2 separate regions of the Homo sapiens genome follow, and region 1 is linked to region 2. Evidence: chromatin loops called from intact Hi-C (ENCODE). Cell type or tissue: endothelial cell of umbilical vein. All regions are shown on one strand. Each heading gives the region's core, and the rest is flanking DNA. Links, peaks and the distances in the headings are about the cores only. Region 1 has its middle 8.9 kb from the start of FLJ20712. Region 2 holds the start of BMPER (BMP binding endothelial regulator).

The links. Hi-C counts contacts between places; a loop is a spot of excess contacts. Peaks named below come from ENCODE experiments on the same cell type or tissue, not always from the same donor. Only the 100,000 strongest peaks of a DNase experiment are listed, where the experiment ranks them.
Region 1: a loop joins it to region 2, with 5 times the contacts of the local background. A loop is called at or near these places in 7 of 110 quality-filtered maps.

Annotation. Positions count from the first base shown.
Region 1 is chr7:33,714,373-33,719,747 of GRCh38, reverse strand. No RefSeq gene overlaps it. Among named protein-coding and RNA genes, the nearest start is that of FLJ20712, 8.9 kb to the left of the region's middle. In endothelial cell of umbilical vein, for the core only: a CTCF peak has its summit at 2,967 (motif pointing left); a DNase peak (open chromatin) is centred at 2,947.
Region 2 is chr7:33,902,311-33,907,685 of GRCh38, reverse strand. It overlaps BMPER (BMP binding endothelial regulator), which reads right to left and starts at 2,147. Exons shown (of 15, transcript NM_001365308.1): 1 at 1,940-2,147; 2 at 783-868. The coding sequence starts at 2,072. In endothelial cell of umbilical vein, for the core only: a CTCF peak has its summit at 2,595; DNase peaks (open chromatin) are centred at 2,555, 3,115, 3,385 and 3,555; H3K4me3 peaks cover 2,125 bases; H3K27me3 peaks cover 1,173 bases.

The sequences.
Region 1 (5,375 bases), core at 305-5,304, 190 kb after region 2:
CCTTACAGAAAAGCCCTGGGATGTTTCAGGCCTCCTGCCATACCAGGATCTGGTCCAAAGGGGTACAAACCTGGGCCTCATGTTCTCCCAGGATCATTCACAGAGACCCAGACTCCTGCTCTCTGTCACATCTGCACTTACAGAGCTGGGCCTCAGGAGGTGAAGTGGGGACAAGACAACATCCCCAGGTGTTGACTCCAGCTTAGGCTCAGGATCGGGAGCCCTGGCCACAGCCAAATGACTTGCCCCGGCCAACACAGTCATAAGCACAGATGATCACACCCCAGGCTAAAAAGGCGGAAAACCAGTAGGCAAGGAAACCGTTTTGTCATCCAAGGACAATAAAGTTTATGTATTCCCAGATGTGGGTCCTCCCACTTAATCAAAGCAGAGGCCCATTCCCGTGAAAAGAGCTTTTCTCCAGCAAAATGGGAAGGCAACTTCTTTGGGGCTAAATTTAGACTTCACCCACAGGCAAAGGGCTCCAGTTCTTCTGGGCTGTCAACAGAACAAGCAAATGGTTCAGTGTCCCAGCTGGCTACAGCCAGCTCCAGAGCCAAGTCAGCATGAGTCTGAAATGTTCCAAGCCTAGGAGTGTGGGCTGTGCAGTCCCTGGGGCCAGGCTCTGCTCCAGGCTGGATCACATCTTGGAGGGTATGCAGCTTTGGTCACTCTGCTGATGTGTCAGCCTGTTTGCTTTCCCCACCAAGGAGTAGCAGCCCAATACCCACTACTCCGCAGAGCAGGCTCAGAGTTACAGAGGATGCAAGGTGCAAGAAGGCCTTTGCCTTTAAAACTTTCTTAGAGATATCCTGGGAATCATCACTGAGAAGGCGATGCTTTGCAAAAGGACCAAATCAGTATACAGGACATTATGGCTCCAGAGAAGTCAAGATAAATGACCTACAGTCACATAGAGCTTCAGTGGAAAAGTTGAGGTTTTTTCCCTGGGGCAGGGCCCCTTCGATCTGAAGCTTGCAGTGTCCTCTCCCTACATCAGCACTTTTTCTTAGTGGCCCCAAAGCCATCATGGCAAAATATTAAGAGGCATGCCCTGTCCTGGGGAGAAGTGAGTATGGTCTCTACTTAAAAAAAAAAAAAAAGTTTGTTATTTCTCGGCTTGGCCAAGCTGGCATTTTCCCAAAGGTGCCCTAAAGTAAAGATCTGGCTTCCCATCCTTAACTCTCAGGAAGTATATGCCAGCACGTCACAACGTGGTCACGAACTCGCTACTGCCAAACCTAATCACAACGTACACCAGGTGAAACTGGGTGAGACTTGGATGGGGAATGATAATCAGAATTTACTGTATCCTTCCCAGTCAGCATTCCTATAGATATGATCCAAGATTGTTTAGGGAGTAAAACAAGATAAAAATTCACCCCAAAACATGCCTCATACTGCATAGACACAGCTCCAATGGTGTTTCCTTAGAAGCCTCTGGCTGGTAGAGCAAACCACCGTTTCCACTGAGCTGCCATGGCCCTGTGCTCTTGGCTGGGTTACACCACCTACTCCTCTGTAAACATTAATGACCTACATTGGTATCCCCCAGAGACTGGGAGTTATTCCAAGGAAGGGTCCTGGTTTTTTCTCATTTTGAATCTCTAACTCCAGGGTATAGTAGGCTTTCTATAGACATGGGATAAGTGAGTGAATGACTGATACTCAAATGTGTAAACATTCTTGTTTAAATATCATGGTGTTCTCCTTAATAAAAGGGGCTGGTGTGAAGCTAAGGTTAATAGAGTTCCATCAAAAAAAGAAGTATTGGCCGAGTGCGGTGGCTCATGCCTGTAATCCCAGCACTTTGGGAGGCCAAGGTGGGCGGATCACAAGGTCAGGAGTTCGAGACCAGCCTGACCAATATGGTGAAACCTCATCTCTACTAAAAAGACAAAAAAATTAGCCAGGTGTGGCGGCACATGCCTGTAATCCCAGCTACTCGGGAGGCTGAGGCAGGAGAATTGATTGAACCCAGGAGATGGAGGTTGCAGTGAGCCGAGATCACGCCACTGCACTCCAGCCTGGCAACAGAGTGAGTCTCCATCTCAAAAAAAAAAAGCATTCCAGGACGGCACAGCCACCCCTCTCTACCCTGTGATGAAACAAACACCATCCTCTTTAAAGTGAGTAAGCAAATGTTAATATTTGATTATTCCCCAGCTGGCTTTTGTTAAATGGAAAAAACTGGGCTACCTTGTGTATCTCTTTCTTTCTGCTTATCCTGAGGTGTGGGTGCTGCTTTACCCTGGTGGGTCCCCTGGCAGCAGGGTTAAGCAGTATATCAAAAATCCATCCTGATTCAAGAACCAGAGACAGAAAAGAAAAAAACCCAGCTGCCCTTACTTTCTGGAGTAAAGTGCCTCAGCAACTTCCCAGTCTGTCTGTCCCTACACCAATGACCTGCCTGCTGATACACACTGTGGGGAAGTCAGACTGTACCAGATAGACTCCAGAGGTCAGCTTAACAACTCTCTCCACCAGTCCTAGGGTGAAATACACACAGCGACAGTCTAGCAAGGAGGGAATATAGGAATCACCTCAAAGAGTGACAGAATTCTCAGAGAACCTAATCAAACACAAGCAATTACACTATCTTCTAATGCCAGTGTCAAGAAAAGAGAAGCATGCTTGTATCATCACTCCTGAGCCAAATTTTGCACTGCATCTCACCCAGGCAACCAGGAAGGGAGGACAAGAATGCAAATCCCATTGAAATAATAAGTAAATAAAATCACTTTCTTTCACAGCAGCCAGACATTTCTAAGAGGTTTGTGCTAAGGCAATGTACTGAACAAAAATACTGGGAAGGAATTGCTGAATGGAAGAATGATTAGGGTGGATGAGCGTGTTTCCTTTAAAAATAAAGACATATAAATGATCATAAGTTGCCATGCATATTTCAACTTGATGTTTAAAGACATTGTACTTAGCAGGTAGGAACTGTTGCCCTCTACTGGCTGGAATGTCATAAGAATGCCAAGATTTCATATTTGCAGTTGCCTGGATGCTTTTTATCCTTCCAAGGGTGCAGATGGTCATGATGATGGTGAAAATGATGATGAAGGAGAAGGAGGGAAGCAGGAGAGAGAAGGAGGAGGTGATAACCATGGCAATAAGAATCCCTTAGATTTATACAGCACTTTAGTGTCTTACAAAGTACATTCACACAAACTGACTTACTTGAGCATCACAGTTATCTTGTGAAGAAGGTGATGTTGCAAATGAGATGACTTTGGCAAAGAAATTAGATCAGTTCCTACAGATACCAAGACAGTAAGAGGCAGAGCTGAAGTTCTGACTCAGGCTTTCTAAGTCCAAGCCCTGGAATGGTTTCCCTTCACTCTATTTATTTGGCAAGCTCTATTTATATTTACTTAAATCCAGTCTTTTGGGGAGAGCTTTTACAAATCTCTTTTCTGTATTGAAGATAGAATTCACTAACACATTTATTCACAAACATTATTATACACCTGTCCCGTGTCTGGCCCTTCAATTGTAAACTAGGGAATAGCAGAGAACAAGGCAAAGTCTACCTCTTATGAAGCTCTCATGGGGCAGTCAACAAACAAGGGAACAAATCAATGAGGATCATAATGTCAGAGAGTGGTTCGAAGGCAATAGGACAAGGTGAAGATTTACAATGGCTCCAAGGTGAAAATGAACTTAGCCGATGACCAATTTTGGTAGCTAGAATTTTTTCAGACAGGTGACTTCTAACAGAAAAGGACCAGCCTTGGTCTTCCTAAATATAAGTCTGGAAATCATAGGAAGATATCAGAGGGGTGAACTGGAGATGGTCAGTTTTGCAGACACCCCTTTAAGAAACCTCTGAAGTAGGTAGGTAGGAAAGACCTCTCCTTGAAATATGTATATTGTTCTATTAACTAAGATTCAGAGAGCTCATTTCTAAAAGATCTGCATGACTGATATTCATTTAAATGTATTCAGCCAGTTATATGACTCATGCAGCTTTATATACATAAATATCTAAAACCTGAAAACAACCCAAATTTCAACTGGTGAATGGTAACACAAAGTGTGGTGCATCCATACCATGGAATACTACCCAGCAACAAAAAAGGAACGAACTGTTGATACATGCAACAACTTGGATGGAGCTCAAGGGAATTATGCTAAGTGAAGAAAAGCCCATCTCAAAAGATTACACACTGCATGATTCCACTGATATAGCATTTTCAAAATGGCATTGCTGTAGAGATGGAGTGCAGGGGAGTGGTTGCTAGTGCATAGAAAAGAGGAGGAGCATGTGACTACAAGGAGGAATACAAGGTGCTTTCCCCCATAGTGACAGCATAGCTCTGGAACTTGATGTGGTGGTAATTATACGAATCTATATATGTGATAAAACATCATGGAATTAGATACAAAAATATACAAAAATGAGCGGATGTGAACACTGGTGAAATAAGAGTAAGAGCTGTAATCCAGTTGATGATCTGGAGCCAATCAATGTCCTTGCTTCATGATGTAAGAAGTCATCATTGGGGGAAACTGGATGATAGGTACTCGGGACCTCTGCACTACTGTGACAACTTATTGTGGTCCATAGTGATTTCAAAAGAAAAAGAGAGGGAAGACGAAAAGAAGACAAAGATGAAGAAAAAGCGAGGACAGGAGGAGGAGGAGCTGCTGGAGGAGAAGCAGGAGGAGCAGGAGCAGGAGAAGCAGGAGGATGAACAGGAGGAGCAAAAGGAGGAGGAGGAGGAAGAACAGGAGGGGCAGGAGGAGTAGCAGGAGGAGGAGGATAAGCAGGAGCAAAAGGAGGAGGAGAAAGAGGAGGAGGAGCAGGAGGAGGAAGAGAAAGAGAAGGAGGAGGAGCAGGAGGAGGAAGAGGAGCAGAAGGAGGAGAAGCAGGAGAACAAGGGTCAGGAGGAGGAAGAAGAGTTGGAGGAGGAGGAGCAGAAGGAAGAGGAGCAGGAGGACGAGGAGCAGGAGGAGGAGAAAGAGAAGGAGAAGGAGCAGGAGGAGGAGGAGAAAGAGGAGGAGGAGCAGGAGGAGGAAGAGGAGCAGAAGGAGGAGGAGCAGGAGGAGGAGGAGCAGGAGGAGGAAGAGGAGCAAGAAGAGGACAAGGAGCAGAAGGAAGAGGAGCAGGAGGATGAGGAGCAGGAGGATGAGGAGCAGGAGGAGGAGAAAGAGAAGGAGGAGTAGCAGGAGGAGAAGGAGCAGGAGGAGAAGGAGCAGGAGGAGGAGGAGCAGGAGGAAAAGGAACAGCAGGAGCAGGGCCAGACAGCCAGGGCCCCTAGACCCAGCAGCCAGAGCTCTAGTACAGGTGTCGCTGGGATCTCCATGGCAGCTCACATGGCAGCCTCTCCCAGTGCTAGGGCTGCAGCAGAAAGAGCCTGGGGAGG
Region 2 (5,375 bases), core at 69-5,068:
TCCTAAGCAAAAATGTTTACCTTGTAGGTCTATATTTCATCTCAGAAATTCTTATTCACATTACTTAATCTCCCCCAAGTGGTTACTTATTAGACTTATCATTAACTACTAAACTAAAATAAATGGAAACAAATTATTTTTTGAGTCTTCTAACCACTGATAGTGTTAACTAAGCAGCTGACAGCCAAGTGTCATTCTCTATTAAGGATGGAATTGTCCTTTCCGACTCATGCTTCCAAATCAGAAATAAAGACAGTATTTGAGGGTTTAGGGTATAACAGGCAAAGAAACCCGAGAAAGAAATCCAGAATTACATCTTGTCCTTATGTTTGTTTTTTGTGGCTGTCACCTCTCTTTCCCTTTGTCGCATACCTTATTCCTGACCTTCATACTTAAATCTTATCTCATCATTTTCCCACTGAGCTTAAATGACAGAACCAACGCAGAAAGTTTTGTTGTCCCAAGAATTTGGTTGTAGTAATCATTACTGGAAACAGACATTACAAACTGTCATTTCACCGAGACGTCATACAAAGCCTATCTGAAATTTACGTCTATAAGGATGATGTCAAAGATAAGAATTTCCAGCTGGATGAAATGGAAATTGCCAAAGTCCATAAAACTCAGAAATTAACTGGATTCAACTCACAAACTATGTACAGTTATGTGCAATTTTGTAATGATAAAGACAATTTGTAAGATCTGGTTATATTATCACATTTAATGGATTCACCTTATCAGAGAGAGCAGTTGAGTTCATATTACCTGATCTCCACACTTACCAAGCAGACACACATTATGCAAGGGTTGTCTGTGATAAATGGAATCTGGAGGACTTCACCTTCATTTTCACATTTTGCAACAGAACCTGAAATTCAGGGGGGAAAAATGTTTCATTTAAAGTTAGCTTAGCAGCATGATTTCAACATTTAAAATTTTTACACTAATCCTTTTTGAAACCTCTACCCAAACTTCAGAATTCTTAATGTGGTTTAAATTATTAAATTCACCAAAGCAAAACCTCTGCCCCCAACTCCATTTTCAATAATTTTATTTAAACAGGTTCAAAAAAGAAAAGACTATGATATAGGGATAAATTATCTGTTCTCAGATGGTCTAAGCACAATTCCAAGTATTTCACTGGATTTTTAATAACACTCCTCCTTTATGAAGATATTTCAACTAAGCACACAGCCCCATACGCAAAGAAAAAAATAAAAAATAAAATTTAAAAAAACCCTCAAATTGGGGCAGATTTTAAATTGACCAAAACTCAGAACTGAGTCAATAAACAGGCCTTTCTATGAATCTGTCTCGCATTGTCTTAGGTTTAAATCACTTTTTGAAACGCAATCCCCTTTTCCCTTCTCTTAGAAATTGACTCCATATTTTCTTTTCTGCACCAGGTGTCAGTAAAGTATGTCCTTCAGAATAGCAGCTGAGGTCTTCACCTGCCTGAAAACATATAATTATTATATCCGGCTATTAGTGCCCTTTTTAAATGATAGTTTCTTTAAATTCAAGGTCTTGAGAGCCAGTGCTTTAAAAAGCACTCCTAGCACAGTGGATGTATTGCAACCCCAAAGATGAGAAAGGAAGATGTGCGGAAAACTGCACAAATTTTTTTCCTGAGTTCTACAGAGGGAAAGATTAAAATAAAAGTTGAGGAAAGCATTAAAAATAAATAAAATAATTTCTCAAATTCAAATAGAAGAATGTCTATTATTACTACATTGAAGGCAACAGCCTCTCAGCCCGCAACCTCTTCACCAGCCTTCCCAGCCCTCCCGGGGCTTCGCTTCATCCCCATCGACCAGCGCAGGGCAAGCGCCAAGGTGCGCGCTCCCCACCCTCCCATCCCCGGGGCAAGCCAGCGCCACCTTTCCCAGGTACCAAACCGGCGTCCCGGAGGGCCGGTCCCTCCCGCCCCCTCCCCTACCTGTCAAGAAGGAGGAAGCCAGAGACATGGGGACCCCCGAGCAATTGAGTAGCAGCAAGACGCAGCACGTAATCCCAGGCGAGCGGCGGCAGTAACGCTCAGCCAGAGCCCCGACGCCGGAGAACCAGAGCATCGTCACCTGGAGGGAATCCCTGGCGACTGCAGGTCCCGCGCCGCCGCCTCTGCTCAGCTGCCGCAGCTCACAGTCGAAAAGGGCTCTCAGCCGGCGTGTCGGGAGACCGTCCGCGAAGGAGGGAGGCGGGCGCCCGAGAGCTGGGGGGCGGGGGGGTGTGAGGGAGGGCGGGGGGAGAGACCAAGGTGTGGGGGCGCCCGGGGAGGAGGGGTCCTGCGGCCAGGCTCCTCCGATGCGGCTTTTTTTTTTTTTTTCCTGAGGGAGTTGCTTGCAGTGGCTTAGCAGTCAGCCCCTCAGCGCCGGAGAGGGGGCCAGGAGGAAGGGGTGTTGCGGCAGCCGGAGATAGACTGAGAGGAGCTGCGGCGCTGCCGACTGCGCACTGCCGCTCAGCCGCCGCCCGGGCTGCCGCTACTGTTTCGGGGGCTGTCGCTGTCGCTGCCGCAGCGTCCTCCACTCCCGCACTCCTCACCTCCTGCCAGCCCCGCCGGCTCTCGGCCCTCCCGGAGCGCGCTCGCTCCGCCGCAACAGACGTGGGCTCACCGGGCGCCTCCCGGAACCCGCTGGGGGCGCCCGGGCGCAGGAGGGACTGCGCGATAGCTGCAGCGGGAACTCTCTCGGCCCAGCTTCCAGTTCCCCAGCCCCTCCAGGGAGGCCAGGGCCCCAGGGCGCGGACCAGAGCCGAGAAGGCGCGTCTCCACTGTCCGGGCGAGCGCGGCTCCTCCTCCCTTTCTTGGGGGAGCCCCGGGGATGCCGCAGCACTAGCGCTCAGGCCCGGGTGCCCCAATCCAGCGAGGGAGCAGCAAACGGGACGCAGGGGCGCCCCACCACCCTGCTCGCTCCCGGGTGCCCCACCTTTGGGAAGGAGCGACACACCCGGGGCAGTAGGGCCCCCGCAACTTTTCATGCCCTGCTTTGCTTCCCTCTGGCGGGGGCGCGACAGCGAACTCAGGGGGCTGAGCGGACAGAGGGGCAAGTGGCCTTAGAGATGTGTTCTGTGCTTAGCTGTCTGCGCGTCCTGACACTAGGGATGACCGAAGTTGAAACACACACAAGGTCGATTTAAAAACGTACCGAGGCAAACGCCTTTCGTCCTTAAAAAATGAACAGTCGCTCCGAGACTCCTCCCTTCCAATCTCGGGCGGACCGGGGCGGGGAGGTGGTGTTTGACTAATCATTCATTCACCCGAAAAGAGGGAGGAACCCCCGCCCCACCGCTCATCTCTGGCGGGGGCCGCCGCGCGGCGGCCTCTGCAGCTCGGAGCTCCGTCGCTCTCTCAGCCCGGCTGCGCCCTCTCGCCTCTGCAGCACTGGGTGTCGGGGAGTCAGCTCCTGTGATCCCCCTGCTGAATCGCCGCCTCCTCCCCACGCAGTGGCACCCTCTACTCAAAAGGGGTGCAATCGCAGAGAGATGATTTTTGTAACCAAAGTACGAAGGCGCGAGGTGGGAGTGAGGGACGCTTGGCAAGTGTTGGGACCTGACGATCAGCTAGCTGTCCTTGAGCTCACGGTGGACTACCGACTTCCTCTGTCCAAGAGTTGAAACCGGGTCCCCACGGAACGGACCTAAGGGTCTCCAGGCAAAGTGGGTTGTTTCCATTGTGGAAACTACAGCTTTGAAAATAAATGAGTCTGTTTGCTGACAGGTTTAATCTAGCTTCACCTTAACCCTTCCCTGCCTCGTTGACTGTTTATTCGTTTTTTCGAGTGATTTGGAGACTTCACTTAATTAGTGCAACATTGCCAACATCGCGACACACCGAGGAGCTGATGCGAGCACGTTGCTGTGACGTGGGAAAAATAAGAGAAGGGAAAACTGTCATTAGCTTAGCATGCTCCATTTCCCTCCCAAAATAGATTCTTACCGTAAAATTTAAATTGAAAGAGAAGGCTGATGTGTGATTCCTTCCCTCCCTCCCCCCACCCAAATAAAGCCATGGCCAGGCAGCTTCTCGGAAACCAGTGTGTTTATGTATTTACTAATCATAAAGATAATATGCAAAAAGAGAAAAATCTCTAAATCCAGCCTTACTTCCCAGGGACTCATTAAAAAATAAATAAAATTAAAATTAAAAATTAAATAAATAGAAACCTTTATTGCTGCAGATAAGTACAATCAGTTGGAACCACTATCTCCTCTATCTAAAAAGATTGTCCCTGGATGAGGCTTTTAGATAAAGTTGTTTATCATAATTTAATTATGGAAAGCTGAAGAATAAGGAAGCTGGGAGACCTTTTGTTGCCTTAGCCATAAATTTGGATAAATGCATGCTATGAAATTGCAAGACATTTGAAGGGTGTGCCTGAGTTACTTTGATATGCCTTCCCTCCCTGACACCAGCCAAACATCCTCAGAATTTGCATGACAAATTTCTTTATGATAGAATCTAGCTGTGTGTGGCATTTCCATAATGTGCAGCATGGTGCTTTGGAATGCACTGGAACTCTCCCTGTAGGTGCAAACCCAAAAACCACCTTAAAAACATTTTCATCTGTCTGAAAGTTTGCGAAGGGGAAAAATGCACAGAAGCCTTTGGCAAACCTGTCTCTTCTTCCTGTTTGTTATAAGCCTCTGCCACCAGCGATTTCCCTTGCTGCCTTCTTGGCAAATGGGCCCTGCTTCCGAAAGAGCAGCCTTTTCTCCAAGGCCTTATCAAGATGTTTTCCCATGCATCTACTGCTGCCATCACCCCTCAAGTGATAGTCTATCAGCTGACAACTGGTCTCTGTCTACACAAAACGGAGATATTCCAGGGTCAAAAAGAAAAAAGAATGCCTGCACTGAAAAGCACACAGATCTGCCTTCACAGTTTAACTAAATAAATAGTGGTACCATCCAAATCCCAAAATGGCTTTGGCTGAAATCAAAATGAGGGGAAAAAATGTGTATTTGGGTCTGCTTATGACATTTTTCAAGGGGAAAGAGGTGATGGGGCCCAAAGACCAATGTTTAACTCTGGGCCTGTCCCAGTCTCAATTAGACAAAACTCTGTCTCATCTCTTTCTCTGGAAAATAAACTGTGAAACCTAATCAGATTAAAAGGGGCCAGGCCTGCAGTAAGAGCAACTTTCTTCATCTCCTCTCAAAACTACGATGCTAAATTCTCACTGAAAAATTCAACTGAACATACAACTTAGTCACGTGGATTCAAGTCTGAAAGATGCTTCTAGAGAAATCACATCAACCCAGCTTCCTAAAAGTAGAAACCAATAGACCCTTCCCAAAGGAAACAGGGTAAAGAGATTGTGATACCTACCACTAGGGCAGGGTGCAAGGTATTTCATAAACTTGAGAAAGTTACACCT